Linked DNA regions of Homo sapiens: region 2 is linked to region 1. The links are chromatin loops, found by intact Hi-C in ENCODE. Cell type or tissue: sigmoid colon. All regions are shown on one strand. Each heading gives the region's core, and the rest is flanking DNA. Links, peaks and the distances in the headings are about the cores only. Region 1 overlaps RAD51B (RAD51 paralog B). Region 2 overlaps RAD51B (RAD51 paralog B).

The links. Peaks named below come from ENCODE experiments on the same cell type or tissue, not always from the same donor. Only the 100,000 strongest peaks of a DNase experiment are listed, where the experiment ranks them.
Region 2: it touches region 1 in a loop (2.5-fold over the local background); 6 of 110 quality-filtered maps call a loop at or near these places.

Annotation. Positions count from the first base shown.
Region 1 is chr14:68,441,333-68,456,823 of GRCh38, reverse strand. All of the region lies in intron 9 of RAD51B (RAD51 paralog B), which reads right to left. Among named protein-coding and RNA genes, the nearest start is that of RAD51B-AS1, 240 kb to the left of the region's middle. In sigmoid colon, for the core only: no CTCF peak of the experiment used is centred there; DNase peaks (open chromatin) are centred at 4,963, 8,389 and 11,881; H3K27ac peaks cover 1,983 bases.
Region 2 is chr14:68,386,132-68,401,622 of GRCh38, reverse strand. The region is part of intron 8 of RAD51B (RAD51 paralog B); the gene reads right to left. LOC101927971 (a long non-coding RNA gene) reads left to right here. Exons shown (of 4, transcript XR_245776.5): 2 at 1,152-1,324; 3 at 4,357-4,443; 4 at 5,207-6,327. Among named protein-coding and RNA genes, the nearest start is that of RAD51B-AS1, 290 kb to the left of the region's middle. RefSeq lists an enhancer at 3,734-4,460. In sigmoid colon, for the core only: no CTCF peak of the experiment used is centred there; DNase peaks (open chromatin) are centred at 4,162, 5,882, 7,312, 8,742 and 2 weaker places; H3K27ac peaks cover 3,040 bases.

The DNA of each region.
Region 1 (15,491 bases), core at 4,001-12,000:
ATTTATTGAGGCTCAACTTGTAGTCTAATTTATACTTGAGAAGAACATGTATCTGCTGTTGTTTAGAGTGTTCTATAGATGCCTTTGAGGTCTAGTTGGCATAGAGTATTGTTTGAGTCTTCTATTTCTTTGCTGAACTTCTGTCCAGTTGTCCTATCCATTATTGAAAGTGGGGTATTGAAGCCTCCAGCTATTATCATTGAATTTCTATTTCTCCCTTCAATTCTATTAGTTTTTGCTTCATGTATCTTGGGGCATAGGTGTTAGGTGCACATACATTTATAGTTATGTCTTCCTGATGGAGCAATCCTTTTATAATTATAAAATGTCTCTTTTTTTGTTTCCAGTAATGATTTTTGTCTTACAGTCTAATCTGTCTGATAGTAGCATAGCCATTCCAGCTTTCTTTACTGTTTGCATGACATGTATTTTTCCATCTTTTTACTTTCAACCTATTTGTGTCTGACTCAAAGTGTGTCTCCTGTAGACAGCATATATAGTTGGATCATGTTGTTTTTAAAAAAAATTATTCTGTCAATCTCTGCCTTTTGGTTGGAGCATTAATCAACTCACGTTTAATGTAATTATTGATAAAGTAGGATATATGCCTGCCATTTTGCTATTTGTTTTCTGTGTGTATTTCCTTTTTGTTCCTCTGTTTTGCCATTACTATCTTCTGTCATTACTGCATTCTTTGTGTTAGGTATTTTTCTAGTGTACAATTTTAACTCTCTTGTTGTTTCTTCCACTATGCATTTTTGAGTTATTTTCTTAGAGGCTGCCCTGAGGATTGCCATTAACATTTTAACTTAAAACTAGTTCAGATTGATACCACCTTAATTTCAATTGTTTGCAAAAAATGTGCATCAATATAGCTCTATTCTCTTCCCCTTCCTTGTACTATTGTCATACAAATTACATCTTTATACATTATAAGCCCATCTACACAGTTTTATAATTCTTGCTTTTTGCAGTTATCTTTCAAATCAGATGGGAGAGGAAAAGACTTACAAATGAAAATACATTCTATTGTCTTTTGCATTTACCTACATATTTATCTTTACCAACACACTTTTTAAAAAAAAATTTTTTTTTTAATTTTTTGAGACAGAGTCTCGCTCTGTCACCCAGGCTGGAGTGCAGTGGCGCAATCTCGGCTCACTGCAACCTCCGCCTCCTGGGTTCATGCCATTCTCCTGCCTCAGCCTCCCGAGTAGCTGGGACTACAGGCGCCCGCCACCACGTCTGGCTAATTTTTTTTTGTATTTTTAGTAGAGATGGGGTCTCACCATGTTAGCCAGGATGGTCTTGATCTCCTTACCTCGTGATCTACCTGTCTTGACCTCCCAAAGTGCTGGGATTACAGGTGTGAGCCACCACACCTGGCTACACACTTTACTTTTTCATACTGATTTGAGTTACTCTCTAGTGTCCTTTCATTTCAGCCTGAAGAATTCTTTGTAGTATTTTCTGTATGGCAGGTGTTTCTCTTATATTTTGTTTTCTCTGGAAATGTCTTAATTTCTCCTTCAGTTTTGAAGGATAATATTGCTGGATATAGAATTCTGGATTGACAATCTTTTTGTTTCAACAGTTTGAATATGTTATTCAATTACCTTCTGGCTTCTGTGGTTTCTGATGAGAAGTCAGTCAGTTAATTTTATTGAAGGTCCCTTATACATGAAGCCACTTCGTGGTCCACTAATGACATGACAGATTTCCTTAAATGCTGTGAATCAGTAAATCTTTCAGCCTGTGTGTGTGTATGTTGGGGCATGCATTCAATACTCCATCAAGCCATATAACTCTGTTTCATTCTTCACTTCCTTCTTGCACACAGCCTCAAGGTCAGCTGGAAGTGAGATCTTCAGGTTTTCTCAGCTCTTACAAAGCCCTGGATATCTATGTGGCCCTCTAGATTCCTGGTGTATGTAGGAGCTTTATAAAACCCACTGTAGCTATCTCATTCCCCCAGATTTTCCTTTTGTATTTTTTGGTCAGCCTCTTGTTGGCACTACCTGGTAATGGAGCCTTGGGCAGCCATGATGGTGAGCAATTACCACTGGCTGTTTTTGACAAATGCTCTGTGGATAGTGCTGTTCACACAGGCCAAGTTCTGAATCTAAGTCAAATAAAGACAAGCCCTGAGAATGGAGCTTTTTAGCATGCTGTTGGACAGGTCAAATAATAGCAATTCTCTGGGATGGGGTTTTTAAGGTGCTCCAAACCTGTTCTATCCTCTCCAGTGGCTGCTACCATGCTGGCTTTCAAAGATGCCACAAATAAAGATTGTTGGTGTGCAAGGTTACTGTAGCACTGATGAAAGGAGAATGGAATTAGGGCAAGTTAAAATTCCACAAGTCTTGCTGTTCTTCCTGAGAGTCACTTGTTTTTTTTCTCAAATAAACACTCCTCAGACTGTTGTGAGCCTTTATTTAATTTCCAGAATTCTGAAGAAGTTTTTTTTAAGTTTTTGTCAATGTTCTTGTTACTTTTATGGAGGTGTAGAGTTTGGGAGTGCCTTATTCCACTATGCTGAAAATTGAGTCTCCTAAGCCAAAATGTAAACATCCTGATTCAGTATCTATCTTGGTTATCTCCCCCTATTCAATTTTGACTCCTCCTTTTTCTGTTTTAAAAGTTTTCACAGCACTAGACAACTGATCTTTTAATCAACTTAATGTTTACACATAAAATTGAAAACAGCAAATGATTTCACTTTTGTATTATCTTCTAGCTCTTTAATTGAATCTGTCACCTATTATATTATTAATTTCCAGGTGCTCTTCCTTGTCTTCTGACCACTTCTAATTCAGTGCTTCCTATTCTTGTTCTTATGTCATCTTTAACTCTCTGAGGAAATTAATTATACTTTAAGTTTTCTTTTGAGTCTCACATTATCTCTATTTTCTTCTCTCCTTGCTATGAGAGGCATTTTCCAAAGTCTGGTGATCCTTGGTTTTCAATCATATTTAAAACATAAAATATTTTTTTACTAAAAATACAGTTAAAAGCACCATGTATATACACAGCATTTGTAAACGGTGGGATCCACTGTAGAGTCAATAACTGGAGATACCTTCTCAGAGGTGGATTGATATTTATAAAAATCTCTTGTTTGGTTGCTACATTCTAGAAGCAGGGCAGAGAAAGGGGCTGTAGACTCACCATCTGGCAGGCATAATCCCCTGTTTTAATAAAATGCCCATTTTTGTCCTATGCTTTGTCTAGAGTCCCAAGTCTTTCTCCAAAGATAAATTATGGCTTTTATCCTGGGTTGGAGACTTGTCACTTAGCTTTCCAGGGTGAAAAAGGGGGTTCAGCTACTTCATATATTTCATATACAATTTTAAACCAATCTGCTGTTTTTGTCTCTTCTGTCTTCTATGATATCTGGTTCTTCTAAGTCCTGAAGAAATCTCTCAAGTGTTCTACTGCTACACTACTTTGAGGGCACAAAAGTGTCTCTGTTCTTTCTTGCCAATCTTGTATCACTTCATGTGTTCTATTATTTGCTGAAGCCTGTTGATATCTCAAAAAGATTCATGCTCTCTTTGTCTTTTTGGATTAACTTTATTAGTTTATCATACAGACATAATTTCAAATGAATCATGAGAAAGAATATACATATGTGGTCAAACCTCCACATTAAAGTGCAGGCACTCTTTGTGAACTTTAGTTTTTCTATCTCCAATTAGGTAGTGATTTAGTAACATTATCTTAATATCAGTTTGAGGGTTATGCACATACACACACATGTGCACACACACACACATCCCACATGTGAATATGTACCAAATAGCTCCTCTTAAGGCTACTCAATACAATTTTTTAGCTATTATCAAGTCATGGTTATAGGGGGCTAAAAAAAGGAGGCTTGGGGTCAAGTACAATCATCATTATTACAAAATGTAACACACCTTAGATCTGGTCAAGCATGGCTTCAAATCTTGGCTATATGATTTTGGGTACTCTAACCTCTTCAAGACTTACTTTCCTCATCTCTAAAATGAACACAATAGCACTCATCTCATAGGCTTATTGTGAGGATTAAAGAGATGAAAGAAATTAGTGAAAAATGCGGTACGTCATAGGAACCTGAGAAATATTAGTTTCTTTCCACTATGATGAGAGAATCTTATGGGGATAAAAATTGCAGAAAAGTTAGTAACTTGCCCCATTTTAAAGGCTAAAGAGTTAGTTCAATGGTCTGCCTTTCCTTGCTGTCCATGTGAGAGTGCCTATGTGTGCAAGGCTAATGTACAACTTCACACACATGCTACAGAACTGTACATATTTCTAACCATTTCTAAAATTGTTAATGTTACCATTTGTTTAATATTACCATTGGGTATGCTGAAGGAAGTGAGAATTGACTTTATTGTCAGTAAGCTCATCGCCATCAAATACTACATTTAAATTTTATTTTTTATTGTTTTTTTAAAAAATCAAAAGTTAACATAAGTATCACCAATTTCAATTTTCAAATAAGTGTGAACTGGTTTCATCATCATCTGAATTTGGTAACTTCAATCTAGCGCCAATTAAAGCAAACAAATACTGTCGCAAGGAATTTCAAGCAACAGAAATCCATTCCCTTTCTCCACCCTAAATCAGGAGTATTTAAATAACCAAAAAAAACAAGATGCACAAGAGCTCTGTCCAGCTGTTAATGCTAAGCTCTGTATATCCAGTTAGGCAAGCCTGATTTCCCAGCGCCATCCACAAGACCCATAAGAAACAGAGCTGGGTCCTCCTGTCCAGGCCCATTAGAAAATGCAGCAGAGGCAAGGCAGCTCTGGCCTTCAAGGGTCACAGAAGGAAGACTATGGCTGTGTGATTACTATAGTAAAAAGATGCCAGGAACTCAGAGGGTGTGTCTTGAATTCTGAAGCACACATCCCTGTTACATCATGCTTGGACCACACGGGACTTTCTTTAGTCTCACAGGAACCCATTCAAGGAAGGCAACATGTTTCTATGTAAAGGGGCTGAAATCTGGGCTTGACACATCCAAAAACAGCTGGTCAAATGGGACTGGTTTGTGTAATGTACCACATCCCTGGCCCTGCTCTGATGGGTGGAGGAACCAATTCTAGTGAGAAATCAACATGCTCTTTCTTCAGAGCACGGTCAAATTAATTCTCTCTGTTACCGCAGCATTCTTACTATTTCCCTAAAGTCCTCCTCCAGCAAATGCAAGGGCAAAGGACAAGAAGAAAACACAAGACAGGATTTCAGATGAGTTGAAGAGTGTAACAGAGAGACAACAGGGCACCCTTCCTGTCTTTTCCTTTAAGCACAAACGAAATTAGTTTCAGTAAGATGGAGGAGAGCTAGAACTTTATACAATAACTCTCCCCAGTGCTGTCAGGGTATAACCAGGAACCTGTCAGCTTCGTCTTTTGTATTTTCAATATTTTTAATGTGAATGTTTCTAAATCTTACACTATATATAACCATAGAATGACTCACTTATCAACTATTATAAGGGAATTAAGGTATCTTTAATTCATAGAAATAAGCTCACAGACTGAAATAATTCAAGAAACAGGTATAGGCACCAGAAGGATCTCAGAAAGAACTTGGTAGGAAGAGCTTGATAGCAACCAGACTGGATATATAAGGAGTTTAAAATTCTAAAATTCTCATTAGAATCATTTGTTGGTGCTCAATCTGTGTTTCCAGGCAGTCTACCTACTTAACACACATACCATCAGGCTGAGCATTCTATAGAATGAGTGAATAGGTTATCTTGCCTGAAACAGAGGGCCCTGAAGCTGAGAATACTGACCATCACAGGAGTCAAAAACTGTCCAATATGAGGCATTCCCTGTGCTGAGAAGTCTGGACAGGGCCCTCTGTGGGGTGCAGCATGGCCTGGCACTGAGCCCCCACAGTCATGCTAAGAATGAACTCTGCTCAGAATCCTCAGGGGCCTTTTACAGTTTCATAATCCCATATACCCTTCTTACTGTTAATGTTGACTTGACTACACTGTGAGACTATTTGCCAGTCCCAACAAACAATTAATTTTTCTCTCTCTTTCCCGGTTGGTACACTATGAATATGGCTTTATGTTTTTCTGATTATGTAAATACCACATGTTCACCATAAACAAGTCAAGCAAAACAGAGAGTCATGAGGAATAAAGCAACCTAACCTCTTTCAGTGGTTCTGAGTGAGAAAAACTATGTGAGGAACTACAGAACAGAGTGTGGTATCTAAGCTCCGTCTCTCCCCGAGGGCCCTTCAGAGGTGGAACAGGAGGCAAGTTCAGAAGATATAGTCTTTTAAAAAGTCCTGGCCAGGCGTGGTGGTTCACGCCTATAATCCCAGCACTTCGGGCGGCCAAGGCGGGTGGATCACCTGAGGTCAGGAGTTCGAGACCAGCCTGGTCAACAGGGCGAAACCCCGTCTCTACTAAAAATACAAAAATTAGCTGGGTGTGGTGGTGCACTTGGGTATTCCCAGCTACTCGAGACGCTGAGGCAGAAGAAATGTTTGAACCCGGGAGGTGGACGTTGCAGTGAGCAGAGATCGTGCCATTGCACTCCAGTCTGGGTAACAAGAGTGAAACTCCATCTTAAAAAAAAAAAAAAAAAAAAAAAAAAAAAGCCCTAAGCTCTTTTTGGGCCTTTCTGATGTCAGCTTCATTCTGTCACCCCTCTGCTCCTATCCGCCTACCAGGCAGGCCACTGCCTCCTGGAATGACACACAGCAACCTTGGGCTTGGCCTAATTAGGAGGCATAACAATGGGAAAAGCCTCTCCTTTGTTCCCCTAGGGTACCCATCTTAAATAACTTTCCGTTTTTTCCCCTCCTTTCCAAGGAGTTAATCATGTTTTAGAAGTAAACTAGAGCTCTGCCTAATTACTATGGGACAGAAGCTTTTATCACAAAGACAAGAGCCCACATGAGTTTTCTTCAATATTCAGACCGAGTTCTTCTAATCACAAGGAGGAAGAATAAATTAGAGATAACTACCCTAATGACACTGTGGATTCCTGTATGCACAGGCAGGCAGATTCATCCCCAGGGGAGTCAGCCGGGACTCTAGGAGAAATGAGACACCACAGAGGAAAAAAAGGCAAGAAAAAAGAGAATGGAAACAAAACAAAAACAAAAACTAGGTTTAGCAATACAAGAGCCTGGAGACCTCAGTCCTCCTCAGGCACAGCTGCAGGATCTCTGACTCTCAGGAGACACATGATGAAGGAGTGTGATCTTGGGGACAGCTGGGGGGATGGGCCTAAAGGTGTCTCACTGTTCAGAACTTGATTTTTTATTTGGTGATCTGGAGCAGTTTTCTGAGCCATCCACCCCTTTAAAATCAGGATCTTAAGAAAAAAGCTCAATTAAGGTGGGCCTTACTAAAAGACATTTAAAAACAGTTAGATTTAAAGATCCATTCAGTCCAGACCAGCATCTTTAAGGAGACTTTGTAAAATGTTTACCATGCTCTTTGGGGTCCCTAGGTAGAAGAATTAGAGAAGGTTAATGATGAAGCAAAGCACGGCTACAATATTCATGCACGGAGTTAGCAATTTCTGAAATGAAGCTATATTGCTACCTCTTTGGTTTGAAACAAAGTTTTGTTGTTTTTTAAAAATAATTAGAAATGAAAATACTTTAGATTTTCCTGATATGAGTTTTTAAGGAACACAACATTTCGTTCATTTTTATGTTATCCTCTTAACTGCATTCCTGTATATCCATACCATGAATACTATGCTGCTATGAAAAACGGTTAGTAATATGTATATTTACATGAAAAATTATCCATAATGTGTGGATTAATTTTAAAGTAGTTTATATAACATTATATATGGTGAGTACATAAATATTTTGATATATGCATAGAAAAAGCCTAGAAGATTATATACCATTAGAGGATTTTCCCTCCTACTATATTGCTTGATTTTTTTTTCACAACTAGCATGCATTACTTTTTTGTTTTCCATTTCAGAATAAACAAACAAAAACATCCCCTCTCTTATACATGGAAAGTCAAGCTAAAGATAAGAGTGTGTGCTCTGCCATTCTCCATCAGCAATCAAGCCAGGATATGCAATTCGGTGTCACCAGAGATTTTCTGTTTAGCAGGCAAATTCTAGCTGGGTGCCACTGAAAGCAGACTATGCCAAAATGAAAATACAGGACCTAAAAAGGGCAGACACACTTGGAAATTACATAAAACCATATTTACAGCAAGTATAAACAATGACTACTCAGAACTGAATGATTTATTTAATGTTATATTAATTCAACAAATATTTACTGAGTACCTCCTATGTTCCAAGTACTGGCTTAGACATTAGGGAAAGCAAAGATGAACATGATGAGGTCCCTGCCCATAAGAAGCTAAATGGCCCAGGTTTGAGCTAACCCAGAAAGCCTCGGGAATCCAGGAGATGACATGTTAAAAAACACTCGCTTCCTTGCTTAGGGTGAACTGTAGTCCACAGCTTTAGTGGCTTAAATGCCTGTACTTCCAGCTTTCTCAGATTATTCTGGTCAATATATAAAAGAGATGTCCTGGTAGACTATATGGATCATATATTCATGTAATCTTAAAGTGAGTTTTCTCTGTCAGACAAATAACACCCTTGTATATAACCCGTAAGCTCTCCCCAGTGGATTAGCACATTTTTCACTTCTTGAAGACCATCCTCAGCTCCCTATAGTATCTACTTTCCAAAGCCTTTGGAAGGTCCTCCTCAGTATGGGCCAACTGGCTGCTCCAGGCTCAGCCCTCACCTCTGCCCCTCCTGCTCACTCCCAATTCAGACTTGCCGATCCAGCTAGATTTTGAAAATTATGTTTTATTCATCTTTGCTTTTTCCAGAGCCTAACCTAGTACACAGTAGATGTTCAGTAAATATCAGCTTGCTAAATGACCACATTTCCAAAATTATTACTAATTTCATCTTAGTTACTTATTTGATGCCACTTTTGAACTGGAAAGAATATTTTACAGCTCATCATTAATGATTAAGGGAAACTAACCCAGAAAAGGTTGTATTTTTGTCGTGGAAGCAATGACATCAAGGACTTTCATCAAGCTTAATATGTGGTTTAAAAAAAAAAAGGTCATGGATAGAATGGCTAACTAAAACCCAAAAATGATTTCGTAATTGCTTTTAAGTTAATATTTTTTAACTTACTCTTCATCTGAAACTTTTCAAAGAGCCTTATAAGCCAGAAAAGCTGTTTATTGTAAGTTTAATGCTTTTTAGTTAATATTTTTTAACTTACTCTTCATCTGAAACTTTTCAAAGAGCCTTATAAGCCAGAAAAGCTGTTTATTGTAAGTTTCATGCTTTTTTTTTTTCTCTCTACTGTGGTGGAGGTGAATAATAAAAAGGCCAAAAGGAAACTAGGAAGAAGAACAGCAAATGCATAAGATGGAAGAGGAAAAGAAAAGGAATGGAATAATATAGGAACCAGGAAAGTAGACCTAAGTAATCAGAAATTATCTCTACTTAATGGGGGAATAAACTCTTTAACTTAACAATACAGGTTCTCATTATTAGAATTTTCTGGCCCACATTTGTATGTAACTATGAGGATCTAATATGTGTATTATTATTATTATTTTTATTGAGATGGAGTTTCACTCTTGTTGCCCAGGCTGGAGTGCAGTAGCACAATCCTGGCTCACCACAACCTCTGCCTCCTGGGTCAAGTGATTCTCCTGCCTCAGCCTCCCGAGTAGCTGGAATTACAGGCATGTGCCACCACGCCCGGCTAATTTTGTATTTTTAGTAGAGATGGGTTTAGTAGACCACGTTGGTCAGGCTGGTCTCGAACTCCTGACTGCAGGTGATCCGCCCGCCTCGGCCTCCTAAAGTGCTGGGATTACAGGCATGAGCCACCGCACCCAGCTTAATATGTGTATTATTTAGTATTCTTTCTGTTGCAAGTAACAGAGATGTGATTGAGACCAAACAAAAAAGGGAATTTATTGGCTCACTTAACTGGAATGTCAGGAGTAACTGACCTGAGGCACAGTTGGATCCAGGGCCTCAGATGATGGCCTCATAATCTTATATTAATTCAATTATTCAATTCCTCCTTCCACCTGGAACATTCTCTCAATCTCTTGTTTTTCTCTACGTTGATTTATTGTCATTCTGAGGTGAGTTCCTTCATATGGTGGCAAAGACAGCCACAAGGAGCTCCAGGCTTATATCCTACCAATTTAGCAACTCTTATTGTTCAGCAAAATTCTGGGCTTACTCTATTCAACTTAGCTTGGGTTAACCAACTATTGCAAACCAATCTCTGTAGAAAGGAAATGTGATCCTTCCATTGGTCAGACATGAACCCAGTGGGTACAATCAGCCCTCAGCTCTAACTAGACAACATAGGCTGAAAAAAATTGAAGAGGCATGTTTCCTTACAGGAAAATCATAGTGTAGGTATGAGAGAAGGGGTAAGAGATCAAGGGCAAGCAGAAATACCAGATGTCTATCACATTGTTTATGAGGCAAGACAAACTAGTAGCTACAAGTCACTTCAGAGTCTCTTTTCTACCATTTACTAGTTGTTTTAACTTCAGAGCACTTCATAATCTCCATAGCCCATTTCTTCCATCTGTAAATTCAGGGTAGTAATACCCACTTCACAGTGTTATTGTAAAAACCCACCTCACAGCATATTATAAAGATGATGTTTGTATAGCTCTTATCATGTGCCTGGCATAAAAATGGCAGCCGATAATGTTATTATCAGCATTCCCTGGAGCGGCTATTATAGAAAGCACAGAGGATACAGTAGAAATGGGTAGGAAAGAAAGTTGCATAGCTATAATTTAGACGTCAAACCATGACATGTAGCCTCACTTTTGAGCCCCTCTAGAGTCTATTGGTTTAATCTTGGCACTTGAACAGAATCATTGCCTCCAATACCTTAAACCGTTCTCAGTCCAACACCACATTTGTTTCCACTCTACTGTACAAGCTCTGGAGGATAGTTGATCCCTCTCATTCACCAAGTCAATCACTTTCTGTATACCTGCTCATGACTTTAGAAAAGTCTTAATTATAGATTTCCCAATATAAGGATGATACTACTTGAAACTCATCAAGACCCAGTTACAGTTTGAGGTGGGTTAACAATTAAGAATGATAATTTTAATTATTTTAGTATCTGTGGCCCAGTGTCATAGACTGAGGAAGGTGGGGTTCAGGAAAGCCAGTCAATTATAAGCTATATCTGCAGGATTATACCTTAAATTGGTGAATAATTATTAAGACCAATAACAACTAACAATTAATCTCTTTGGGATTGAGTTTCTTCATGTATAAAATGGGGATAATAGTACTTACCTTACAAAGATGTTGATAATAAATGCATTTTTATTAATACATGCACAGCACTTTAGTACTTAGCAAATGGTCAAGTACTTGATGAATGCTAGCTATTATTGTTACTGTCGTTGTTGTTTTTAAATACTATTGAATTGGAAATCAGTAAATTAGTAATCTTATACAGAATCATTTTTAAGTAAGAGATCTTTTCCTTCTGAAGGAAAGAAAGTTTAAGAGGTCTGGCCAATCCTATGGGTTTACAGCCATGTGAAGCTGAGAAGAGAATTCTGCAGTCTCTTCCCCTAAATTGTCCCTTTGTTGAAAGCCTTGTGGGCTAACTCTTCAGCCTGCAAGCAGAGTGTGAATGTGGGAAGACATCCTGTAGTTCTAGTTTGCTGTTGGCATTGGGTTCCATAATGAAGGTCTCTGGACCTCATAAACAGTGCCATGAGAGGAAAAATTTGCCAAAGTTCAGTTGCATATCAAAGAAAGCCACAGAGCCAGAGAGCTCCCCGAGGACCCACACAGCTGCTTTGTCTACTGCCAAGCCATGGCTCTAATGCACGGATATGCCTGTGGGCCAAGAGCCAAAGCCACAAAGTTCCACCAGTTCATTTAGCCTTGGCATTTCAGTGTACTGAGGGATCTGTTATTTGGGTTGCTGTCTCATTATTAAGGGGTAAAAACAGAAATATGCCCCCCCATCACCAGAAAACTGGTTTACTAAAATCACCACCACCACCTCCACCCCATCCCTGCTCCTACTGTGAGAACAGTTCTACTGTCCTGTGTGACAAAATACAGCAAATGCCAGTTTTTCTCACTGGTGACCCCTGATCACTTTGTGGTCATTCTTTCCCATGGAGCTGACTTGGATGGGCCAGTTTCTGCATCCCAGGGTAGGTGCAGCCCTGTGGCCAATGCCACCACTGCTGAGTCTATCTTAAACCCTATCCCTCTAAAATAAAACACTCTGGATGGTTTAATTTCCATTCCAATAGCTTTTCAAATTTTCCCTAAACCTCTTTCACCTCAAAACACACACACACACACACACACACACACACAATTCACAATTCTTTCCACCTGTGGAATTTGCTTATTTCCTCAAACAATGCCCCCTAATCCAGTGACTACAACTTTTCTTCCTGGAAGTCATGATGATTTGAGCTCTAGAAATGTCCCTGAATGGAGAGCTATGTAGAGGACTTCGCACAAGAGAATACTGAAGTTACAAACAGTAGCTTGTCATCTTTGGAGAAGTTTTATTTAAGTCAACAAATACAAGTTGGGCATCTGCTCTGTGCCAGGCACTGTGCTGTGACTTGCAGCTGGCATGACAGGGAGGCAGTCAGCAGGTAACTGAACATAAAACCATGTGCAATGAGAGTCCAGAGAACACCCGTTCTTCATTCTTTACAAGAATGTAAGAGATAGAATCATGAAGGCCATGCCATGGAGAACAGGCTGAAAAGTTCTAGGCACTAATATACACTTCAAAGTCATACTGGAAGCATACAAATATGAGTACATAATGCTTTATGAGTAAAGAAAAGGTACCTAGCACTACTATTTCTTATCCATGAATTCGGTTTGAATATTCAAAATTCATCCCTCACTAGAGAAGCTTTTATTCTTGAAAGCAGAAAGTTTTGTTTTTTTTTTTTAAACACAAATTCATGTTTTCATATAGGAAAATGCAGTCCTTGAGAAAAAGTGACTTATTCAAGGCTAGGCAAAGTTGGTGTCCCAAAGGCTGAAGGTGGACAAGCTGGGGCAGCTCTCAGAATTCCCATCTTCTGCATTACCATCAGACCACCCTGCCATAATAAAACCAACCCCATGTCTTGGTTTTGAGCATTTGAAAAATGGAAAGAAATGTGACATTTTCCATTTGAAAATGGAAAGAAATGTGATAGGGAATCTTAGATTCCCTGGCTTTCTGATTACTTGCAAATCCACATAAGGCTCACATATCACCCTCCTCTCATTTGTCAGCATCTGAATTTTTTTGGTCATCATGTGAGTGATGAAAACTTAAAAGCTACGTTGATATGTATAGCATGTGGAAAACCACTCCCAGGTTCCTTCTGCCCTGGAAGAGTCAGAGGCACATGCGCACATTTCTTATACACCCAAACAGACCTATTCGTCCACTCGTGAACACATTCAACATCATCAGACACTCGTTCAAAAAATAGCATGCTATGTGCTGACTCGATGGGAAGCCACAGGCTAAGTTCTCAGACCCTGGCCAAGAAGAGATGGGATCCAACTCATCCCTAGACCACAGGAAAAATACTTTCAACCACAGAGCTGGCCGCAAAATATTCTTTTTGTAGGAAACAAAATGTTTCCAGCCCTGGGATTTTCTTTTCTTTATTTTATTATTTTTCAGTCCTTTCACTGTTATTGAGGAGGAAAGGCAAATGCTTAAGCAAGAGGCCAAGTAAACATCGAAAGAAACCAAAACCAGGACTCCTTTGCTGGGAGAGTGGAACACAGGGTGAATGAGCAGTGCACTGCATGAGGCCCAGGCCTTGTGAAGTTTCAGGGGGAGCAACAACCTGGGTCATTCTTTAGGTGTTCACAGCCCCAGTTTCATTCCACTTTACTGCAGCTCCTCTTATTGATTAAGTCGGCTTGGACAAGTTACTTAACTTTTCACAGCCTCCACTTCCTTAAGTGTTAAGTGTGAATAATAATAATAATAATAATAATATCACAGGTTAGCATAAAGAATAAATGAAACATACATAAAAGCTGCACCGGCCGGGTGTAGTGGCTCATGCCTGTAATCCCAGCACTTTGGGAGGCCGAGGCGGGCGGATCACAAGCTCAAGAGATTGAGACCATGCTGGCCAACATGGTGAAACCCCATGTCTACTAAAAATACAAAAATTAGCTGGGCATGGTGGCATGCACCTGTAGTCCCAGCTACTCAGGAGGCTAAGGTAGGAGAATAGCTTGAACCCAGGAGGCGGAGGTTGCAGTGAGCTGAAATCGCGCCACTGCTCTCCAGCCTAGCAACAGAGCGAGACTCTAGCTAAAAAAAAAAAAAAAAAAAAAAAAAGCACAATGCCTACTACATAGTAGGCACTCAAGAAATAGGATTTGTTAAGGTAGTTTCAGTAACTCTCTCAGATGCTGCTAGAGAACTATTTTCATGAACTGTTAGAACACAAAGATTCCTTAGAGACTAATACTCCAGACCCCATATTTCATAAATAAGAAAACAGTCCTAGAGAGAGAAAGGTTGTGACCAAATCATCCAGTCAGTAGTAGGCCCTGGGCTAAGACCCTGCAGACTGGACGCAGAGTAAAGAGAGTTAAAGTAATTCACATCATAGAATATATTAACACTACGTGCTGTTGACTGGCCATGGATCTCAGACTTTGTATCTTTAAGAATTGCCCAGCAATGTAGAAATGCAGATTTCTAGACCCACCCCCAAAGCTGCTGATTTAGTCTGGGAAGTCCAGGAATCTGAATTTTTAACAAGCTCTGCCAGTGGATTCCAAGAGGTATTCCTCTGACCACCTGTCAAGAAGTATTACAAGAGGAAGTCGTCAGCCAAATAAATAACTGAGCAGAGTGTTAGGGTTATATCCTATGGTTTAGCACAAACAATGTGGCCAGCGCCCGTTGATAATGAGACTTTTCCCACTGTATAAAATAGTAACTGAGGTATAGCATGGCATTGCTTCTTCTTCATAGAACCAGAAAGTGAAATCATCTTCTAGATCATGAAATTCTCTTATAGAAGGGGAACCTGTGACTCAGAGTCATTTGTCCAAGATCACATATCTAATTAGAAACAGAGCTAGAATTTTACTTTAGAATAACATTATCTTTTTTGCAATGGAAAAATTTTTCCAGGTACCCACATATGAAGACAGTAGTTTATGTATGTATGTTATATACTAGAATCCATAAATTAATCTTTTTTTTTTTTTTTTTTTTTTTGAGATGGAGTCTTGCTCTGTCGCCCAGGCTGGAGTGCAGTGGCGCCATCTTGGCTCATTGCAAACTCCTCCTCCCGGGTTCACTCCATTCTCCTGCCTCAGCTTCCCGAGTAGCTGGGACTACAGGTGCCTGCCACCGCGCCCGGCTAATTTTTTGTTTTTTTACTAGAGACGGGGTTTCACCGTGTTAGCCAGGATGGTCTTGATCTC
Region 2 (15,491 bases), core at 4,126-12,125, 55 kb after region 1:
GGAGTGAATGCAGTCCAGAGGCTTTACTTGCACAACATACCTAGGCTGATGCAAGTCTCAGCAAACTCGTTACTGAGAAAGGTAAGAAATGTGAAGCAGAAGACAGGAAGAAGTGAGGCAATCAGAACCTCTGGAATGCAAGAGTTAGGGATGGATCCTCCATAGCACAAGGTAGGGGAGAAGCGGGGGTGAGCCATCCACTAGGCTAGAGACTGGTATGCACCAGCACAAATCACTCAACAACTCCACTGGCTCATGGACAGGGAGAAAATACCTTCAGTTTCCCAGAGTCTTAACAAAATACTTTAAGTTCTTATCCAACCAGGACATTTTTGAAAATGAAATGGGGACATTTTAATAGTTATACTGGGATAACAGAGATAAACTGAGCTTGCCCTGAGAAAACCAAGACATATGTTATCCTACAGAGATACTATGTAGGAACTGTCCAGAATCACAGTGAGCATGCTCACTTTATACGAAAAGCTTCAGTCTGTACTAGGATTCTCTGCTGTGTCTGCAGTGTCGATCATCAAGGTCTCAAAGATGGCAAGGAAAACAATAGTAGGCATAAGAAGAACAGAACTAGATTGTCTGAATAAAAAGAAGCAATCTCCTCCCATCAGCTCAACTCCCAACATTCTCCAGGAGGCCATGCCCCTGAACCTTTTCTCCAATACAGCTTTCCCCTTGCTACCTTCTACTTAAGGAAAGGAAAAAAAAAATCCTGAATGGTGACTTGTAGTGAAATCTCTTGACCTTTGCAAATAAGTTTTTAATTAAAAATAAATTCACTCATTACAGAAAACACATATTACCCTTAAGTAAATACTAGCAAAATAAAACAAAGAAAACAAAAACCTAACCATTTAAAGAAATCTGTGGCACTTTCTCTTTAAATTTAGCTTCATTCAAGACAAGCCAGAAAGATGCTTGCATAAAATATGTTTTTTTTCCCCCACAGTGTGTTCTATCTGTTCACCATGAAATCCTCAGACCACACCTTTCAGCTGTCCTGGTATGAGCTTTGCTTTCCTGCTCCCATTGTAGAGTCAGAGGCAGCAGGCGGATACCAGAGTTGAATTCTAATAAGTCTTGTGTATTATACATGGTCACCATCTCATTTTTTGACCACTTGATGTTTGTTTCAGATGGCACTGGCTGAGGCAGAATGAATACAGCTGCTGATTCTGATCTCACACTGGGTATATCCCTGAGTGCTGGAAAAAACATCACCCTCAGAAGTGTGCATTCAGCCAGCTGCCTTTGGAGAGAGCTGGGAAGGGTGCAAAGTGGCATGTCCTTTACCAGTCACTCTTTCTGGGTAAGATTCAAACTACAGTGAAGTAACATTTGGTCGCTTTACATATCCAACGAAGTACTTTGGGACAAGGAGAAAGCCAGGTGGCCACCCACTTGACTGAACAGCAAGGGGACACACCAGCAGTCATGTGGTTTGCCTTCAGGAAATCAGCTCACAAGGCAAACCCAGGGCTGAGAGAGGGTCCTTTGCCCAGGCCTTAGCTTGTGAAGAATCAGGCCTGGGTAAGCCTGCTGTTGCTTCAGGCCCACTTTGGATCACTGGCTCTTTGCAAGCAGTAAGAACAGAAGAGAAAAGAAATATGATTTGTTTATTAGGAAATATGTTCTTGAAGAAAAATTTTTCTGGGAGAACATCAATGGCTTTAAAAACCATTAGTGCAAAAAGACATTTCAACTAAAATGCCATGTCTAATCCTGGACTGCATCCTGGAAAAAACTGCCATAGAGTACATTATTGGGACACCTGGCAAAGTTTGAATATTGCCAGTATATTATATAATAGTATTGTATCAATACTAATTTCCTGGGTGAGATCATTGTACTGTGGTTATGTAAGAGAAGTTCTTGTTCTTAAGAGATAAATGCTGAAGTATTTGGGGATGAAAGGATATGATATCTGTAACTTGCCCTCAGATGGTTCAGCAAAGATAATTATAATAAGTTAACAATATTATAAAATAAATTGGTAACTAATATACAAGAGATAAAAATAAATGAGGCAAAGTGTTAAAAATCAGGTAAAGAGCTGGGCTTGGTGGCTCACGCCTGTAATCCCGGCACTTTGGGAGGCCAAGGCGGGTGGATCATGAAGTCAGGAGATGGAGGCCATCCTGGCTAACACGGTGAAACCCCATCTCTACCAAAACTACTAAAAAATTAGCCGGGCATTGTGGCGGGTGCCTGTAGTCCCAGCTACTCGGGAGGCTGAGGCAGGAGAATGGCGTGAACCCGGGAAGAGGAGTTTGCAGTGAGCCGAGATTGCGCCACTGCACTCCAGCCTGGGCGACACAGTAAGACTCCATCTCAAAAAAAAAAAAAAACACAAAAAAAAATCAGGTAAAGGGTATATGGGGAGTTCAATATACTTTTCTTGGAACTTTTCTGTAGGTTTGAACTCTCCTTCCCCCCCAAAAAAATTAGTGGGAAAATGTAGGTTGGCCTTTCCAGAGAGATTACTTGGTCATTGATATAAAATCAAGACATGGGATTGGATCTCTGGAGAAATTACTAGGGCATTCATATGTTTCTATACATCAGAATCATCTGTTAACTTTGTAAAATGCAGAATCCTAGGCCCCATCCCAAACCTGATGAATCAGAATCTTTGGAGGTGATGCCCAAGAGTCCATATTTTCAAAAACCTCTCTCAGATGATCCTAATATATGCTAACATTTGAAAAAAAATCATGTATTAGGCATTTGCTGTTTTGCCTGCAATTACAGACTCCTCAGATCCCGCAGACAGTCCATGTACCATCATGCATGCATTTGTATTAGAAAATCTCCACCTAGTATCTTGTGATGTGGCTCTGTGTCCTTTTAATCTCAGAAGACATCATTCTGGAGAATGCCCTTTAGCCAGTTTTTAAGACTGACTTAATCCCCCACCCTGCTTCCCAAGAGGAATAGAGAGAAGAGATGTAAATACCCTTTAGAACTGCCATAATTCATCTGCTTGGAGCTGTTGTCTGAGGAGACACCCAAAATATTAATTCAGAGAGACTTGGTAGGAGGGGCGGCTGATAGCCTGGGCATGAAACAGGCCAGGGCTGGTTACCGGGCCCAGGTCCTCACTCAGAGACCCTCATTAAGGCCCCTCCTCAGTCTTGCTCCTTGACCTGCATTGCTTCAAGACACCAAACAAGGGTCAGCTTTCAGAGTTCACACTCTGCTGTGTTTCCTCAGTGACAGCAGGAACAGAGTGCAAGTAGGGGAGCAAAAAGAATCAAGTGAGACAAGACAGAAATGCTGAGGTGCTTTGAAAACTCCAGAGTGCCTAAGTGCATCTGATGAATTTGACTTAAAGTGCTTCCTTTGATCCCACAACATGGATACAATCCTTATTCCCGTTTCATAGGCAGAGAAGTGACTTGACCACCAAAATTCACCTGGTCAGAGGGAGAGCTGGGCCCCGGCCCAGGCCTTCCCCAGCTTTAGCTGTCCCAGCTGCCTGCTGCCCTGGCACTGGAGAGCACGTCATGGTGGAGAATGCTTTCAATTATCACCTTGCCCAGAGTGTGAGGATTTATGGTTATGCTTTCCTCCCTCCCCATCTCCATCAGCCTCTTTGGGAAGCAGAGGATCCTGATAGGAATCAGCATATGTTCCTGCGTGGGAGGGAATGGAATGCTGGCCTCACATATGTTTGCTGCCCTCGAGGCTCTGAGAAGGGGGTGGGGGAAGAAGTAAAATGTTGACATTTGGTGGAGGCAATCCCAGTGTCCTTTGCTCCCAGAATTTTAGACCAGAACCCGAACGTTTTTGTTTCCCACACTGGTAAATTCACTCTGGCTGCAGAGTTCCTTCAATGCAGTGTGCTTCCTTGGCCATCTGGACCCGGCTTTCTGAGGCAAGGCTGAGGGAAGCTGCTACACTTCTCCTTTTGGGGGCCTACACACACACACACGAGGGGTGTCCCCATGGCCACCATGCCAACACAAGGCTCACCACAAACTGGGGCCACAGGAGGGAGGAAAACTCCATTTATGACAGGAATTCGCAGCTCACAAGTTTCAAGGTCCAAACAGTGTGCAGTTTACCAGGGTGTGGGGCTTAGGCAATGGAGATGACCTTGCTTTAACTTCCTCAAGTATCTCTTCACAAGCATGTCCCAATCCCCGGGGAGTGGAGGGTAGGGCAGTCAAGTACTTTCAGGCAGCCGCCTCATGGCGGGAGAGGGAGCTCATGAACAAAATGTGCTGAGGCTAGCAGGGTTATTTTAATTGGGGGAACTGGTTTTGGTGTCAGTAGCCAGTCAGTTCACATCTGCAAAATATGAATTCTTAAGCAAACCAATTTCCTTCTTCCTCGAAGGCCAATGCTTATCCAGAAATGAGACAGAACTATGGGTTTACTGCAAATGACCAGCATCCGCAAAGTGATCAAGACTACCAACTTTGGGTAATGTGTCCCACATCTCAGATGTCAGTTGATATAAGACATTACAGTAAAGAATTATGAGGTAACACTTTGGGATAATTATTGTTTTCCAGGCTAAACACCTTACATACATTATCTCTGTGAGGGAGGTACCATTATCATACCAATTTTCTAGTGAAGGAAGCTGCGCTACAAAGAAAGTGATTTGCCCAAGGCCACCTGGCAAGTGGCAGAGTCAGGATTTAAACCCCAGAGTCTGATTCATTATTTTTCTTTTCATTGTTTCTTTTGGCCATTTAGATATTACAAGAATGGCCATTAATCTCCCTTTCTAGGAGGGAAAATGCATGGAAACTACCCCCTCCCCGCCCCAATTTTCTGGACATCCCATTCATTTTCTTTTCCTCATTAAATTATAATATTCAGTTTCTTATTCAGAGTCATTTGGGCCTTTCTAGAAAAGCATATTTTAATAATGTTCTCTCCCTATTGTTGGGAAACTCTTAGTCATACGACAGGTTTCTAGAAATTGATACCAAAAGAAAAATAAATCTCCAGGTTTTCTCCAACTGAAAATATGTAAGGTGATCCCAGTTGCCAAAATCATGACTGGCTTTCCTTCTATGACTATCATCTCCACATCTGGTTCACCTTCTTTGCCAGAAGTACATGATCATATATCTTTCTGTATCTTAGGATGTTTCACTATTTTATGACATTTCTAAATAGAATCGCTGTGTTAATCATCATTATAATCTGATAATTACATTATTTATTTTATCAGTGTTCACTCTGCAATGAAAAAATGAACCAGCAGAAGGTGAATGTGAAAGACTAAGAAGAGCCCTGCAGAAAACCCGTTAGCCCATGTTTTCATCTGTAATGTGGATGTGGGATAGGAAGAGGGACAACGACATAGTACCGACCAGGTTCCAGAAACTATTCCAAGTGCTTTACGTGATAAAAATCTCTTAATTGTCTCAACGACCATACGAAGTATATCTCTAGTGTTGCCCCTATTTTATAGATGACAAAACCTTACTGATATCTGTATAGCTAGTAAGTAGGAGAGACAGGATTCAATCTGTCAGCCCAACTCTGCCGGTGCCCGTGTCCCTGCTCTGTGATCCTGACAGGCAGCCACAGCCAGGAGTCCGTCCTTGTTTTAGATATTTCCCATGTCTGCTGCTCAACTAGACCCTAACGGTGGATTCTTGGTACATCCTTACCCAAGGATAACCCATAAGTTTTCATGACATTACCACGGACTCGTCTTGCTTGTGAAACCAAGTAATAGTAAAAACAGAAGAATCATGTGTTAAAAATTTTTTGAAGTAAATGATTCTGTCATCATTATTCTTAAAGAAAGTGATGTACCCAAGGTCACACACTTAGTCACTGGTCAGTCCTGGGGCAAACACCCCTTGATGTCCAGCCCTTGAGTCAGGATGATTGCTTCATCTAGAAGGCACCATGGGCACTCTGCCTGAATCCAGGAACCTCTGGAGTTGTATATGGCTCTGTCCAAGACAAAGGAATCCGCTGTACCAGATCCACAGAAGCCCTGGCTCTAAATTAAAAACAGCACAACAACAACATTGCAGCAACAACAAAATAGTAATACAATAAAAGGTGGGAAGACCTCGAGAGCATAAAAATTTCCTTAAACTGATCATCAAGGAAAGGAAAGGGAGGATTCCTTCTTTAAAGAGGCAAGTGCCTGCCAGCAGGAACCTAAAACTCATTATTATTCTGTATTTTCTTTTTTCATGACTAAAAAGTTTTTCTATCCTCCCCCTTCCTATCCCTATCAAAAGACTACCCCCTCCACAAGACAATCACAAACTTTAAAAGTAGCAAGCCCTCACTTCAAACAAAATGTAAAAATAAAAATTCAAAAACCCATAGTGTTTGCAAAACAGCTTTGTATGGAGGAAGGGCAAATCTTATCTTAAGAGAGGCTAATTTCATAGGAATCGGGCAAAGAGAGGAGAGGTAGAAAGGGTGGGAGCACAGAAGAAGGGGAGGCGGGAGAGGAGGGGATAAAGGAGGAAGAATCGCTGGCTTTAAAAAGCAACATTGTCCAGAGAGGTGAAAGGGAACAGATGGCCGTGGAGAATGTGGCCCTCAAAGCCTGAAGAAAGGGGGGGATGCCGACAGATCTTGCTGTTTCCCATTGATGCCTGAATGTTCTGGTGCGGGGAGCCGAGGCCAGTGCAGGGGACGGACCTCTGTTCCCAGCAGCTCACTGGGGCACTGGCGCTGAGGCTCACTGAGAAAAAGAGCAGGCGGGGGTGAGGGGGGCTGGAGGCAGCTGTGGCTGCAGAGGGAAAGGACAGTGGGCAGCATCGGAGACGTGCGGCTTCCACAGCCTTCTCTTTTGGCCCAGCCCAGGGAGGTCAGCCCAGTGCTGGTCTTTGCCCTGGCAGAGGTGAAGTAAAGGACAGGAGCCCGGGCCCAAAGCCTCAGCATCCTTCCCCTCAAAACCCACTGGGGGAGCCCTGTCTGGGATAAAGTAGATACCTTGGGAGAGGGAAATGAAGAAAATATTCCAAATGCTTTCAGAGGATTGAGACATTCAAATTAAAATAAACAAGAAATCTGGGTCTCTGAAAAAGGTCAGAGAATCCTGCCAAGGAAACCTTATATTATTTCATGGAGTCTCAAGGCAGAGAAGTGATTTGCTGAGAAAAACAAAAATGAGTTGGTGGCAAACCCAGGAAGGAATCCAAGAGTCAGTTTCAGAGGACTGAGTCAGCCCCCAAAGAGGTTCAGGATTCAAGGTGGGCCTCCCTGGTCATTGCTTGTAGCTGTGCCACACCGGAGGATTGTTACTGGAGACTCACAAGTCAGTACAGGGCAGCACTAATACAGGAACCTCTGGCCAGCTGGCGAGCCCGTCCTTCCTGGAGGGAAAAGCCCAGCAGCCCCTGCAGATGGAGGCCTGAGAACTTGGGAAGGTGGGGAAGGGTTTGCGGAAGCAGCGATTACAAAGAGGCTCATAAACTTTAGGGGACAAAGATGCAATCACTGTAATTTCCTTAACTTAACTTTGATCAGAGAAATTATCATTCCAAATGACATCTTGACCTCTCCCTACACCTGCAGAAGATGTTGATAAAATTCAGCCCTGCTCCTGCCGACTAAAGAGGGAGCCACCTTCTGCCTGGCTCACTGTTCAGTCAGCCCACAGAGACTGCACAAGTTCAAAACAAAATTCCCCCAGTTCTTCTCTTCCTCTGTCTTCTTCCCTGGCCCTAAAAATGAGAAAGACCTGAATTTGGGGCAGACGGTCTTTCAAACAGTGGGGCAGGAGTTTGCAGAAACAGATCCCTCATCAGAACAATCTTTTGGAAACATTCCCACACATTTCAGGGCCCCAAAAACATCACCCTCTGTGAGAGTAAAGGAAGTTAAAAGGGGGCCCTAAATATATTTAGTGACCTGGCAAGTTCACCTTTACCTGGGGCTAGGCCTCCATTGCCATGTCAAAGAGCCACCAAGCCCCACGTTTTGCACTGTAGATGCATCTGAGTCACTGAGAAAATTCCCATGGAGCGGCTCAATAAAAAAAGATCAACCATGATAAAGACCTTGCCTTTTATTTCCCTGCTTCAACCAAATTGCTCCCCAGGCGCTTTAGATTTAGAAGCTCTACTAATCAACCTTATAAACAGCAGCCCAGCCACTGCATAGAAATTACTTTGTATAGCTCCTAAGCGAAATTACCCCAGGGGATAGAAGATGCCCAAGGCTTTAACAATCACACCATAACACAGCCTCAGTATGAGAATAGAGGACAAGCACACTTTGACATCCCAATTGAAACTCCGGGCTGAATCCGACATAGAAGAATGTAATTACCTTTCCTAGTTTGACGGTGCACTGAAGAAACTGGAGAAGCGGAATACCTATTAGGTTCCCACTAATCCTCCTCCTAAATTCAAAGCAGGGCTAGTCCCTGGAATTCATTTCTGAGTATCCTTACTCTCTGCTATTGTTAAATAGCTCAATTGATAAGTCCTTCCAGCTAATAATGTTTTCCACGGAGCTCACCCCCTCCTCTTTCCCAGCAGCTCAAAGCACTTTACAAATATCACCTCATTATTCTTTATAACACTCAAGTGAGCCTGATAGGTGGAAAGGTTAATTATCTTCTCCTTCCCAATAGGGGAAATAGACAAAGGAAGGAGAAGTGACTCGCTGAAGCCAGCAAAGCAGAGGCAGAACTGGAACTAAAACTCAGCCATTCTCCTGACTCCAAACACACACATGTCCTATGTCAGCTTGTAAAGCTGTTCTGCTGACAGGGCAGGATTTTCTCGGCGTGGGCTGTGTTGTAATCAACAGGTCTGCAGAACTGGGGCACCAGGCTGGAGGGGAAAGGGCATGAGTCGAAATGGGGAGGCCCCACTCAAACAGCCTTCACTAGTATGGACCAGTTTCTTTACCTCCGAATCTCAGTGTCCTCCTCGGAAAAGGAGGTGTGTAGATTATAGGATCTTTCAGGTTCCTCCCAGCTCTTAGGTAATTGGTGAAGTGAGAGTTTCAAAAGAGGGTTCTATTATTCACCAGCCCCTTGTGATCACGTGGGCCTCATTCCTCTTGTAAGCCTGAAATAGCATCTTTGTTTATAGAGTGCCCTATGTCATCCACTGTCCACCCAGTGGGGATCAAATCATTCAGTTCAAAGTGGCAAATGGGAGAGAGAGTCCTATAGGGCATCAAGGCCAAGCACTAAAGAGATATGGAGACAGGCAGGGAGCAGGAAGACAGAAGACTAGAAGGGTCATAAAAGGAAGAATTGGCAAACAACATCTTGAGCTGTGCCTTGGTCCTCACCAGGGCACCCCCTACATTCCAAGGAACCTATGACAAGCCTTCCGAAGCATAAGAAGATTCCAAAAAAACAGGGTTTGCTTGGGTTTTTCTAAATACAGGATTTACTTGCCAACCCCAAAACCCAAGTGAACAATGCCCCAATGTACCCTGTAGTGGTGGTTTTCCATTTAAACAGAATTTGATTTTAATGAAATAACATTGATGTACCTTCCTCAAGTTAATTAAAACCAGATTATACAGGTGGTGCCATAGTTTGTAATTTGTATTGCTTGAGCCAGATAAACCTGAGCCTTTAGAAAACCTGTAGTATTTCATCTCTCTGATTTTCTACACTTTCTCTTCCTAAATGATGCTTTGCTACTCCTCATTTGCCATAAAGTGAGTTGGAGAGAGAGGACATTTAGTAAAACCAACATTTATTTGTAGGGGAAGCAGCCCCCGCAACCAGAATAATGACCTTGGAAATGGTTTTGTGTGATGGGGCGATTGCAGTGACTGGATATAAAGGACTGACTGTGCAGCTGCCAGAAAGAAACACATTTTTGTAATATCTGAGTTGTTTCTATTGGCCTGGTCTGCCTTGCATTCACCATGGGAACTGAGTCAACAAGTTTGCTTGCTTTTCTTTCATACAGAGCATTTTTTTTCCACATACAGGGTAAAAGGAATAAAGAATAGATATCCCCTGAAAGTCAAAGGCTTCATGATAAAAAAAAAATGGGTATAATGTTATTATTTATCTCCAAGTCCAGTTGTAAAGGCAACTGGTTGTAAGCTCTATTCCATCTGCTCTCTCTGAGGACCTCAGCCTGCCCTTGTGGAACCTTCTTTCTGGGAAGTTAAAGAATTTCCAGGATTAGCTCAAGTCCTGAGGCTGCCAACTGTGACAATCTACAAAGGTCTCTTAGGTAATAATTCAGATCCCATTTCTGCTCAAGGCCAAGATGGTCCCCAGCGAGTTGGAAATATTCTTGTTTCCTGGACCTAGACCATAAAGTGAGTTGACCTTCCAACATCTTGGAAGGGCAAGCTCAGCATCTCCGCATACTAAAGACTCAACAACTGATATATATGTGACAACACAAATGAAACTGAATTTAAAAAGCAGGGGTTAAGGGTCATCAGAAACAATGTGAAAAAGAAATGCTACATGAAAAGAAAGAAGAAAGGAAAGAAGAAAGAAAGAAAGAAAGAAAGAAAGAAAGAAAGAAAGAAAGAAAGACAAGTCTCATAAATTTAATAATTTATCTCCCACCTAATTCTGGAGGAAAGTATCTTGTGAACATATCCTAAACTGAACTTTTGAATTCTCCAAAAGAAAGCCAAGTTTCCAATGCTGATTAGATAAAATGCCAAATTCCTTTCACCATTGCAATCCCAAGTTGGGAAAGAATGAATCAATACTCTCAGCTTGTCAGGTGTCTTGGAGACAAGTACGTCTTTAGATCCTACCAGGGACTGCATTAGTGTAATGAGGTCTAGAGGACACCCTAATCCTTCCTCTGACGCTCTTTCTCTATGTATCTCAGTAGTGCAGACATCTGAGTAGTTGGTGAAACACTAAAGTAAGCTTCTAACCCAGCTCTGTGACTAACTCATTCTGTGACCTCCTTAAGCCTCAGTTTCCCCAACTGAAAAATGAAGTATGACCACAGGGCCTCTAATATCCCTTCCAACTCTTAAATATCCTACTATTGTATCTCTGCATAGATTTGCTCCATCACTTTTCCCAGCCACAGTATATTCTCTACCTTTCAGTTTCATTCAATGCTGGTCTGTCTCCAAGGGTCCCAGACAGTCAGTGTCTGAGGAGTCTCAGGCTATAAATTCAAACCTTACTGACTAATAGGAATATTTACTTCTCTCATCCCTGCAGTGTAAACTCAATGTCAGAACACTAGTGTTCCAGGTGACCTCACTCAGACAAATCCAATGGCATATGCCAATAGATACAATCCTAAATGGGTAAGGATGAAGACCCCAAATGTGAATATTTAGCAAGTAAACCAAAATGATAACAGGCTAAGCTCACAGTATGAACATCTAGGAATAAATGAATAGCTTTTAAAATAAATGACCAGAACTTCGAGGCGTAGATTTTTCCACTACTCAAGATTTGCAATCTAGTTATGACCTAGCTCAGCAACTATATCCACAACAATGGATTTCCACAATGTTAGTTGAGGAAATTTTAGGAACAGTCAGCAACTCCAAAAAACTTTTCATTCAAGGATTCCAAAATGTTATGTAAGTATTATTTCTTATGATCCCAAACAGATGTGGAGATGAGGCTCTTCGTCTGAGAAATAAGGAACATTTTACAGACTTGTCTCAGATTATAGAGTAAGCCAAGAGTTGAACAGAGACTCTAACAAGCCATTCTCAGAATTATTCAGTTCCTAATCTGTTACATATTCGCAGAATACCTAGGTTTAAAACAGTAGAGAGTGATTTAGAAGATTCATTGAGAAACAAGAGGCCCAACTTGGTCTTGATTACCAGATTTCCCTAGCAATCAGTGATCCATTTGTTCGCTACCTTTATTTGGAAGTCTTTTGGAAGCCTGACTGAGACGGATCAAATCTACATCGGACAAAATGATTAATATAAATACTTATGGGTACTTAAAAAATAATTTTCTACTTTTCTGTATTACCTATTAGTCAATTCAGAATATAGCCTCATTACAACGACCAACATTTAGAACACATTGGTAGATCTGATATATCAAACAACAAAGCAAATCACAAAGTAGTATGCACACTATGGTCTAATTTTGGAAAAAAAGTTAACATAAGTATATACATAGAAAAGTGGCTAGAAGGACAAACACTGACATATTAATGTAGTAGGATTATAATTTTTATGTTTCTTCTTGGGAGCTATCTATATTTTCTATGGGTTAATAAAACAGCATGAATAAACTTCATAAACATAACATTGAGTAAAAGAAAATAGTACCAAAGAGAACCTGCTATATGACTCCATTTATATAAAGTTCAAAAACAGGCAAAACTAATCCATGGTTGTAGAAGTCCAGATAGTAGTTAGTTACCTTTGGGATGAGGGTGGAGGGGTGGGATGGGGTCATGACAGGAAGGAGGAGCTTCCATGGGCGCTATTAATGTTATGTTTCTTAATCTGGGTGCTGGTTACATGTGTGCTCAGTGAGAAAGTTCATGGAGCTATACACTACGATGTACACACTTTTTTGTTTACATATTATACTTCATTTAAAAAGTTACTTAAAAAAACAAAACAACTGAATCCAGAGGCTTCCTCACACATATTGTCAAGAAGTCTAGAAGAAGGACTCTTTTTGGGGACGGGGAGAGCCATATTTCCATAGTTCCATTTCTGAATTCTGAAATATGGCTCCATAAAAATGGGAAGAGAAATACAAATTTACATCATTGAAGGCTCCCGACTTGTGAATAACAACATCGTTTGCCATCTCCCTTGACAACATGGTATTAATGGCGACTCTGAAAATCCAAGTTTTCATTCAACTTAGACTCACTATAAGGGTTAATCATTCAGCCTGGACCAGATGCAGCCACGCTGGGAGGTGCACTTCCCACATCAGGGCTCCATTCATGAAAACAAGCTAAAAGTGGCTGAGGCTGCTAGAAAGGAAGCTCTGTGAGGGCAGGGACTTTGTATCCTCACCGCCTGATGTAAGACCTAGCATAGAATTGGGGTTCAGTAAGTATTTTTGAAGTGAGTGAATATATACATTCACTTTCAAAAAGAAGTGTGTGTGTTCGGCTCATGTAGAAATTATGAGGGACAGTAAAGGAGAGAGAAAAGGATGAAATAGAATGATATATACTTGATTGGTGATATATGTCTCTGATTGTCCCTTCAGTGTTTCTCAACTAAATCAGGCTAACTAAGGCATGGGAAGATTTATGTTGCTGTAGATGTTTAGGAAAACCAACTAGAAGAACAACACTGTCCAGGCTGAGTGTGGTGGCTCATGCCTGTAATCCCAGCACTTTGGGAGGCCAAGGTGGGTAGATCACTTGAGGTCAGGAGTTCGAGATCAACCGGGCCAACACAGCAAAAGAAACCCCGTCTGTAGTAAAAATACAAAAATTAGCTGGGCATGATGATGCACGCCTGCAAGCTCACCTACTCGGGAGGCTGAGGTGGGAGAATCGCTTGAACCAGGGAGGCAGAGGTTGCAGTGAGCTGAGACTGTGCCACTGCACTCCAGCCTGGGTGACAGAGAGAGGCTGCCTCAATTAAAAAAAAAAAAAAATATATATATATATATACACACACACACACACACACACACAATGCAAGTCACATATGTAAGTTAAAATTTTCCAGTAGGCACATGAAAAAAATAGAAATTGGTAAAATAAATGTCAAATATATTTAGTTAGCACAATATATCCAAAACATTATCATTTCAACGTGTAATCAATATGAAAATTAAGACATTTTATGTTTTTTTCCCTCATACTGTCCTTGAAATTCAGTGCATATTTTACACTTAAGGCACCTTTCATGTGCTCAGTAGCTACATGTGGGTGGTGGCTATGTAGCGACAGTGCAGCTATTTAGTGGTTGTAGTGGTAGAGTGTGTGTGTAAGAGATAGTGTGTGTGTAAGAGTGTGAGACCAACTAACTTAATGTTATTTAACACTGGTTCCATCTCTTCTTTGAGTCAGCTGCATCCCAGTCCTTAGTTTCTATAGATATGCCAGTATCCTTGTGATAACTTTACTTTCTGCTTCAGCTACTTTGAGTATGGTTTCTGTCACATGCAATAAAAAGAGACAGACGTACAGAAAACATGCCTGTGAGTTCATCCTGCTATAGAGGCACAATGTCTGTCAAACAGTAAACACTAAATTAGCATTGTTGAATTTATAAATCAAGAAATATAGTTATTAACAAAAACGTGCCATCATCTTATTCTGAAGGTTTTTATGCCACTTGCTGTAGGTTGTGCAATCGATTTGTACATCCCTTTTGAGAACAAATGAACCAAAGTCTAGTTCCTACTTTAAGTATTCCAGGTGCATTTTAGCTGTAAATTCTGAATCAAACAGGAGTTTAATAAGATGCAGGCGCTACAAGTTACCTGGATACTATCCATCTGAGACTGCTGCAATGTAAAAGAAATTAAAATAACAGCCTTTCTATCAGCCAACATACCTCCTGCTTCATCTCAGGGTTTGTCTTTCTGCCAACACACATTTATTTCTGTGTGTCTTCAGTTAAACGTGGAACTGGAATTTGAGAGGAAACGGGTCAGTAGTTTAACATTGCAGAGGGAAAAGCAACAACCATCCCTGATACAAAAACCCAAATCACTTGGTGACTTAAATGCATAAATAAGTTTGGTATTTCAGTATTGTTGTTCATTCCACTCTATTAGGTCCAGACTCACAAAGGAGAGGTGATATCAATGAATGTGCAGTTTCATTTCAATTCCAATTTTTCTATGTCACAAACCAGTCTTCGGGCATCCTAAACTTCATCTGTTTCTGGGATAGCTTTGCAGGTGGTATACCATCAAGTTGGAAAGGAAGGACTAAATGAGAGGTAGAAACAATCACCTTCCCTCTGCTTGCTGGGAAACCCCTCCTGGGACTGGGAAGAAAGAGGTACTGAATGCCATTAGGAGGAGTTCTTGCTTGGCTTTCAGAACCTCCAGTGCTAAAAGGCACGTGCAATCCAGTGGGATTAGAGGACAGAGGAAGGGCCACTCAGGTACTAGGCACTATCAGGGCAGAGACAGTCAGAAAGAACCAGAGAACAAACTCTATCATCCCCTGCTGCTAAAATTCTTGGATGAGCCCTGCATGTGCTAAATGTGGGAGGGCATATGCAGAATTTGCTGTAACTCCTGCTATCCAGAGAGGTGTAAGATATTCAGTGGGTGCCTTACAGCAAAGAGAGGACTGGGGAAAGGTATGTTATTGCTGCATCTGTATCAGTCATTGGCTTGTAAACGCCTTTATATTCTGCATAGATCATTCAACATTTGAGTTGGAAACTTAACCCAATTGTCTATGGAGCTGTTTCTGATTTGCCCTGGTTGAGAGGGGTAAGCAGGTTATATCTGAATTTTTTGATCATCCTAATTATGACTGGGAGAGACACATAGCAGATGGAACCCACAGCACAAAAGCTGGACTCCTGGGTTCTGCCAATAGCTTGTATGTGGCCTGCTTTTATCTCAAAGTGCCCATTTGTAAAAAAGGGGG